2 separate regions of the Homo sapiens genome follow, and region 1 is linked to region 2. Evidence: read pairs that join two places in POLR2A ChIA-PET (ENCODE). Cell type or tissue: PC-9. All regions are shown on one strand. Region 1 overlaps COQ5 (coenzyme Q5, methyltransferase). Region 2 overlaps MSI1 (musashi RNA binding protein 1).

Evidence for each region. ChIA-PET counts read pairs that join two places held together with the same protein. Peaks named below come from ENCODE experiments on the same cell type or tissue, not always from the same donor. Only the 100,000 strongest peaks of a DNase experiment are listed, where the experiment ranks them.
Region 1: POLR2A ChIA-PET joins it to region 2 with 9 read pairs; 7 of 35 experiments call an interaction of 5 or more read pairs at or near these places.

What each region holds. Positions count from the first base shown.
Region 1 is chr12:120,511,014-120,515,013 of GRCh38, reverse strand. The region is part of intron 3 of COQ5 (coenzyme Q5, methyltransferase); the gene reads left to right. Among named protein-coding and RNA genes, the nearest start is that of COQ5, 16 kb to the left of the region's middle. In PC-9, no CTCF peak of the experiment used is centred here; no DNase peak of the experiment used is centred here.
Region 2 is chr12:120,354,630-120,358,629 of GRCh38, reverse strand. MSI1 (musashi RNA binding protein 1) reads left to right here. Exons shown (of 15, transcript NM_002442.4): 8 at 732-814; 9 at 1,611-1,728. Among named protein-coding and RNA genes, the nearest start is that of MSI1, 13 kb to the left of the region's middle. RefSeq lists enhancers at 1-258, 1,695-2,195. In PC-9, CTCF peaks have their summits at 1,736 and 1,943 (motif pointing left); a DNase peak (open chromatin) is centred at 1,719; H3K4me3 peaks cover 491 bases; H3K27ac peaks cover 281 bases.

The sequences.
Region 1 (4,000 bases), 160 kb before region 2:
TCGAGACCAGCCTGACCAATATGGAGAAACCCTGTCTCTACTAAAAATACAAAATTAGCTGGGTGTGGTGACACATGCCTGTAATCCCAGCTATTTGAAGGCTGAGGCAGGAGAATTGCTTGAACCTGGAAGGTGGAGGTTGTGGTGAACCAAGATGGTGCCATTGCACTCCAGCCTAGGCAACAAGAGAGAAACTCCGTCCTGGCAACTGCACCCTGTTGGCCCAGTTTTTGTTGTTGTTGTTGTTGTTGTTGTTGTTGTTGTTGTTTCTGAGACAGAGTCTTGCCCTGTTGCCCAGGATGGAGTACAGTGGAGCGATCTCGGGTCACTACAACCTCTGCCTCCCGGGTTCAAGCAATTCTTGTGCCTCAGCCTCCCGAGTAGCTGGGATTACAGCTGCGCAGCACCATACCCGGCTAATTTTTTTGTATTTTTAGTAGAGACGGGGTTTCACTATGTTGGCCAGGCTGGTCTCGAACTCCTGGTCTCATGTGATCTGTCCACCCATTCCTCCCAAAGTGTTGGGATTATAGGTGTGAGCCACTGCGCCCAGCCCAGCTTTTCAGAGCCGCTATTCTGCCCTCTTCCATGCTGGCCAGGGACCACAGATGGCCACTGTGAGGGGCAGTGGTATATAACAAAGAACGTCCCTCAGGTCAACATCAGCATTTCTCTCCTTCTCCTCCCCCACCATGAGTGTCTATGGTTATTTTAGCTCAAATCTTCCTCCTCTTCCTCCTCCCACCCCCAGAAGGAGCTGCCTAGACGAGCTGCAGCCCACTTGGCCCCCAAGCTGAAGGGCTCCTTTGTTAACCATCAATACTGGTCAGAAGGCGGACAGTCGCTAGTGTTTTTAGACAAAGGCACTATGTTTCCTTACTCCTACTGACAAACATGTTTCCCTTCTCTCTGGTACTCAGCCATAAAGAACGGAAAACAAAGATATTGAAATGATAAGCAGTGTTCCATTTCTGGAATCATCTCTTCCATTGCATAGCCTGCCCGTCGAGCTCTCCTAAGCACCAAGACAAATGCATCTGTGTAGGAATTATTAAGTGCCCCATAGTACAGATTTATCTTTCCTCCTTGTTTTATCAATCTCCAATAATCATACCTTTGCAAAAACATCATGAAAAGTAGAAACTAAGTAGGAGGACCCTAGAAATTATTTAATAAATATAAAAGTTAATGTGTGGTCGGGCGCAGTAGCTTATACCTGTAATCCCAGCACTTTGGGAGGCTGAGGCAGGCAGATCACCTGAGGTCAAAAGTTTGAGACCAGCCTGGTCAACATGGTGAAACCCTGTCTCTACTAAAAATACAAAAATTAGCCAGGCGTGGTGGTGCGCGCCTGTAATCCCAGCTACTCAGGAGGCTGAGGCACGAGAATCTCTTGAACCCAGGAGGTGGACGTCGCACCACTACACTACAGACTGGGTGACAGAGCAAGGCTCTGTCTCAAAAAAAAAAAAAAAGTTAATGTGTAACTTAACTACTTTTTTTTTTTTTTTTGAGACGGAGTCTCGCTCTGTCGCCCAGGCTGGAGTGCAGTGGCGCAATCTCGGCTCACTGCAAGCTCCGCCTCCCGGGTTCACGCCATTCTCTTGCCTCAGCCTCCGCAGCAGCTGGGACTACAGGCACATGCCGCCACGCCCGGCTAATTTTTGTATTTTTAGTAGAGATGGGGTTTCTCTGTGTTAGCCAGGATGGTCTCGATCTCCTGACCTTGTGATCCGCCCGCCTCGGCCTCCCAAAGTGCTGGGATTACAGGTGTGAGCCACTGCACCTGGCCCTTAACTACTTTTTTTTTTAATGTATAGCATGGTTATGTGTTTTATTTATATTTTTTATGTAGCACTTTCCTTCCCAAATGGAAGATCTTAGGGGCAGGAGCTTTAAAATATATACATATTTGGCTGGGTGCTGTGGCTCACACCTGTAATCCCAGCACTTTGGGAGGCCGAGGCAGGTGGATCACCTCAGGTCAGGAGTTCGAGAATAGCCTGGCCAACATGGCGAAACCCTGTCTCTACTAAAAATACAAAAAAAAAAATCAGGCAGGTGAGTAGCTAGGATTATAGGTGTATGCCACCATGCCTGGCTAATTTTTGTATTTTTATTAGAGATAGGGTTTTGCCATGTTGGCCAGGCTACTCTCAAACTCTTGGCCTCAAGTGGTCTGCCCTCTTCAGCCTCCCAAAGTGCTGGGATTGCAGGTGTGGGCTATCGCACCTGGCCTGGAAAAGTATTAAGAAGAAAGTAAATGTTAACCATAATTCCAACATTCAGAGTTGCCCCTCAATATGGTAATGTTTCCTTCCTTTTTCCTAATTATTCCCTTTTTATAAAGTTGAGAACATCCTATATATACAATTTATTTATTTATTTGTTTGTTTATTTATGTATTTATTTTTGAGACAGAGTCCTGCTTTGTCACCCAGGCTGGAGTGCAGTGGTACGATCTCAGCTCACTGCAACCTCCGCCTCCCGGTTCAAGCGATTCCCCTGCCTCAGCCTCCCAAGTAGCTGGGATTACAGGCACCCTCCACCAAGCCCAGCTAATTTTTATATTTTTAGTAGAGAGGGGGTTTCACCATCTTGGCCAGGCTGGTCTCGAACTCTTGACCTCGTGATCCACCTGCCTCAGCCTTCCAAAGTGCTGGGGTTACAGGCATGAGCCACCGCGCCCGTCCTACAATTTAGTAATCCTGCTTTAATTTACTATGGTATCAAAAGATTTCTCCAAGTCATTAGAAATTCCTTGAAATCATTATTTTTATTTTATTTTATTTTATTTTATTTTTGAGACGGAGTCTCGTTCTGTCACCCAGGCTGGAGTGCGGTGGCATGATCTCGGCTCACTGCAAGCTCCACCTCCCAGGTTCACACCATTCTCCTGCCTCAGCCTCCTGATTAGCTGGAACTACAGGCACCCACCACCACGTCTGGCTAATTTTTGTATTTTTAGTAGAGATGGGGTTTCACCGTGTTAGCCCGGATGGTCTTGAACTCCTGACCTCATGATCTGCCCGCCTCGGCCTCCCAAAGTGCTGGGATTACAGGCGTGAGCCACCACACCCGGCCAAAATCATTATTTTTTATGCTATTCTTCCATATGGATGTTTCATGATTCATATAACCAATAACCAATTGAGAATTCTTTTTTTCCCCAATGTTTTGCATGTAGCACAACTTTGTGACATTCTTATTTGTAATTTTTGCATGGATTCATTCGTTTACTGACTGTATAACCTTAGTCAAGTGTTTAAACTCTAATAACTACTTCGTACTAGGAGGTGATATGCCATAGCTGTTGAAAACATAGGCTCTGGGTTCCAGTCCATCTGTGTGACCTTGGGCAAGCAACCTTTCTCTTTTTGCTTTTTATTTTTTCGAGATATGGTCTTGCTGTGTTACCCAGGCTGGTCTTGAACTCCTGGGCTCAAGCTCTCCTCCCACCTCAGCCTCCTGAGTCTCTGGGATTACAGGTGCATGCCACCGTGCTCAGCTCAGACTTTAAACCTTTCTGATGTTCACTTTGCTGACCTGAAACATGAGGATAATGGTAGTAACTCTCTCACAGAGTTGGTATGAGGATATACTAAGATAATCTATCTAAAGATGTACATAAAATAACACAGACCCTGCCACTTGATAAGGGCCCTCTAAGCAGTAGCTGTGATGATGATGTCAATGTCCTTTCCCTAAAAATCAAATCACTGGGTCAAAAGGCATACTTTCTTTTTTTTTTTTTTTTGAGACAGAGTCTCGCTCTGTCACCCAGGCTGGAGTGCAGTGGCGCGATCTCAGCTCACTGCAACCTCCACCTCCCGAATTCAAGCAATTCTCCTGCCTCAGCCTCCCCAGTAGCTGGGACTACAGGTGCATGCCACCACGCCCGGCTAATTTTTTGTATTTTTAGTAGAGACGGGGTTTCACCATGTTTCGATCTCCTGACCTCGTGATCTGCCTCCCTCAGCTTCCCAAAATGCTGGGATTT
Region 2 (4,000 bases):
CAGCCCCCAGCCCCGTTGCCTCTGAACCTGTGAGCATCTGGGCCACACCGTGTGCGTGTGCGCCACCTGGCTGTTTTTCTCCCGAGGGCCTTACCTTCTGAGAAATCCCTTTCCAGTCCCTGGGGCACACCCAGGAGGAGACAGGGTTGTTTCTCCAGTTGTTTCAGGACTTTTAGTCCATTTTGGGAGTGGGGTATGTGTTCTGTGTGTGTGTGTATTTGTATCTGTGCAAAAGGGGGTATCTGTGCCTAAATATCTGTTTATATCTGGTATGTCAGGGTAACTGCATGTGTCTGCGTGATACGCAGGTATCTAGATGTATGCATGCGTGAATGTGTGTCTATGTACATTTGTATGTTTGGACATGTACACCTTTGTGTAAGTTTAAATGAGTGTGCATGTGTGTTCCTTCTTCCCTCTTTGGAAAACACCTGAGGACTAGAAAAAGCATGTTGAGTGTATTCTCATCACAGCTCTACCACTTTCTAACTTGCTGTGTGACCTTGGGCAAGTTACTTCACTTACCTGAACCTTATTTTCCTCATCTGTATTCTGGGACTTGAAACCCTGTCTCAGTGGATAGTTGAGAGGATTCCAGGCTGTGAGCAGAGCCTTTCATTAACTCTCACTCGCCAGAGAGAGAGGAGCGGGGATATTGGTACGACCTGGGGTTGAGTTTTGACCCTGCGCTCTGGTTCTGACCTTGCCTTTATCCTTTGTCCAACCTCTAGGGTTCGGGTTTGTCACGTTTGAGAGTGAGGACATCGTGGAGAAAGTGTGTGAAATTCATTTTCATGAAATCAACAACAAAATGGTGAGTTGGGTCCGGGCGCAGTGGCTCACGCCTGTAAGCCAAGCACTTTGGGGAGGTTGAGGTGGGCAGATTACATGAGGTCAGGAGTTTGAGACCAGATTGGCCAACACAGTGAAACCCTGTCTCTACTAAAAATACAAAAATTAGCCAGGCATGGTGGTGCGTGCCTGTAATCCCAGCTACTTGGGAGGCTGAGGCAGGAGAATCGCTTGAACCCGGGAGGTGGAGGTTGCAGTGAGCTGAGATTGTGCCACTGCACTTCAGCCTGGGCAACAGAGTGAGTGAGACTCCGTCTCAAACAAAACAAAACAAAAACAAAAACATGGTGAGTTGGGATTGGATGGAGCGCAGGCACAGAGAAGACTGGGGCTCCTTGTGGGGCCTGCCAGGGAAGCTATGAGGTTCTAAAGGCAGGCAGAGGGGCTTCGAGTGAGTGGAGGCAGAGCCAGTTCTTCCAACCCCTAAAAACCTAGACAGGGAGGCAGTGTCACACGGTAGTTAATCAGGCAGATGACCTCCCTTCTCTGAGCCTCAGTTTCCACATCTGTCAAATGGGACTGGAAAAGCTCCTCCATCATAGTATTGGTAGTATTGGTGTAAGCATTCATTGAACGATTGCATGCAAAGCCGTTTACACACTCCCCAGCACATAGTGAGTGCTCCATCAGTGGTAACCATGAAATAGTTTTCAGCTGGACAGTGAAATTAATAAAATTAATAAAGGGGCTTTCCAGGGAACAAGAGGGCTAATGACTCTAGCTCTGTGGGAAAGACTAACCGCCAGGTCTCATTGCAGGTGGAATGTAAGAAAGCTCAGCCAAAGGAGGTGATGTCGCCAACGGGCTCAGCCCGGGGGAGGTCTCGAGTCATGCCCTACGGAATGGACGCCTTCATGCTGGGCATCGGCATGCTGGGTATGCGCGAGCCTGCGCCTGCGGCTTCTTTCTGCCAGAACTGCTCCCAGGACTAGCAGGGGCTGTGTGGGTGTTGCACCTCCCCTGTGGTCTGCCCTCCTCCTGTCTGAGTCATTGAGCAGGAGTGGGGACAAGGGATCTGTCGGGTCTGGCAGTCCTACCCAAGGTGGGGTGGTTTGGTTGGGGGGTGCTGCCCTCTGGTGGTAGCCAGCAGAAAGGTCCAACCATATTCATTGGTCCTGTCAATCTGTCCATTCTCTCGTCCATCCATCCCTCCATCTGTCCATTCCTCTATCCATTCATCCATCCAGTACACAGTTATTGAGCAACTCTATATGCCAGACATTATGCCAGGAACTGCAACAATGACTTTCTTTACAATCTGGCAGGGAAAACAAGTAAGAAGATAAAATAGATTTCAGATGCAGAAGTGTAGGGTGCCGAGGGAGTGTGGTCACAGGGAACTTGACCGTGACTTGGAGAAGTGGGAAAAGAAGTTACATTTAAGTTGAGTCTGCGGGTGGAGTAGGAGCCAGTGATGGGGAGGCTGGAGAGACGGGAAGGGGAAAAGTGTTCCAGGCGGAGGGAACAGCATTTGCAAAGGCCAAAGGCCTTTGGAGGGGGCAAAAGGAAGGCTGCCTGGTCTTATTCATTCAGGTAATATTTATTGAGCAACTTCTGAGAAGGAGAGCCTGCTCTCATGGGGCTCTCCTTCAAGTTGGAGACAGGAGTAAATGGGCACTGCCACTACAGAGTGACTGGAGGCTGTGGGAGGCCCCTAAACCCACCTGGAGGTTGAGGAGACTTCCTGGAAGAGGTGAAGGCTGCCATGAGCCTTGAAAGCTGAGCAGGAGTCAGCTGTGCTTTGGGTCCAAGACTGAGGGTGGTAAATCTGAGTTTGGCCCCCCAGGAAGCTCATAGGCTCCCTGGGGAGATGAGATGTGTACACACAGAAAGAGAACAGTACAAGGGGGTCTTTATGCCAGGCATGGGGGAGTGGCACACAGAGAGGTACTCTGGGAATTCAGAGGAGGGGGCACGGCATGGGCTAGAGGGTCAGAAGTCGGGGAGGCGAGCAGCCTCCAAATAGGGCACAGTCTTCCTTGAAGCTTTTCTTTTTTCTTTAACATGTTATTTGGAAGTAATCCCAAACTCAGAGGAGCTGCAAAAATAAAACAGTACAAAGAACATCCATATACCCTGTTATCAGATTCACCTGTTCTTAACATTTTGCCCCCATTTTGGTTGATCAGTTTTACTCTATGTGTATATATGTGTGTGTATGTGTGTTTGCAAATATGTATGTACACATGTATAGACACACAGACTTGTGATTTTTCACTGAATCATTTGAGGGCTAGTTACATGCATCGTGGCCCTTTACCCTTTGATGCTTCCTAAGATTAGGGATATTCTTTCATGTAACCACAGTTTAGTTATCAACTTCCTAAGTTTATAATTGATACAATATTTTTTTCTTTCTTTTTTTTTTTTTTTTTGAGACGGAGTCTCACTCTTTCGCAGGCCGGACTGCAGTGGCGGGATCTTGGCTCACTGGAAGCTCCGCCTCCTGGGTTCACGCCATTCTCCTGCCTCAGTCTCCCGAGTAGCTGGGACTACAGGCGCCCGCCACCGTGCCCAGCTAATTTTTTGTATTTTTAGTAGAGACGGGGTTTCACTGTGTTAGCCAGGATGGTCTTGATCTCCTGACCTCGTGATCTGCCCGCCTCAGCCTCCCAAAGTGCTGGGATTACAGGCGTGAGCCACCGCGCCCGGCCTTGATACAATATTTTTATCTAATCTACTTTCTATTTTCCAATTTTATCAATTGACCCAATAATGCTCTTTTTTTTTTTTTTTTTTTTTTTTTTGGTAGAGACGGGGTCTCACTATGTTGCCCAGCTGGTCTCGAACTCCTGGCCTCAAGCAATCTTCTCACCTCAGGTTCCCAAAGTGTTGTGGTGGTAGGCATGAGCCACCATGGCCAGCCAGACCCAGTAATGCTCTTTATAGAATATTTTTGTCCTTCAGAATAAGATCCAGGCTAGAATCAGGTATTGTAGTTAGTTGTCTTGTCTCTTTCACTTTGTTTTATTTAGAACATTGAGAAAGTTTTATTCTAAGGTGATTCATGAGCTGTTTTCACCCTTCATTTAAGAGGTGGAAAAAGAAGTTAGGCACCTTGGCTCACGCCTGTAATCCCAGCACTTTGGGAGGCTGAGGCGGGTGGATCACCTGAGGTTGGGAGTTCGAGACCAGCCTGACCAACATG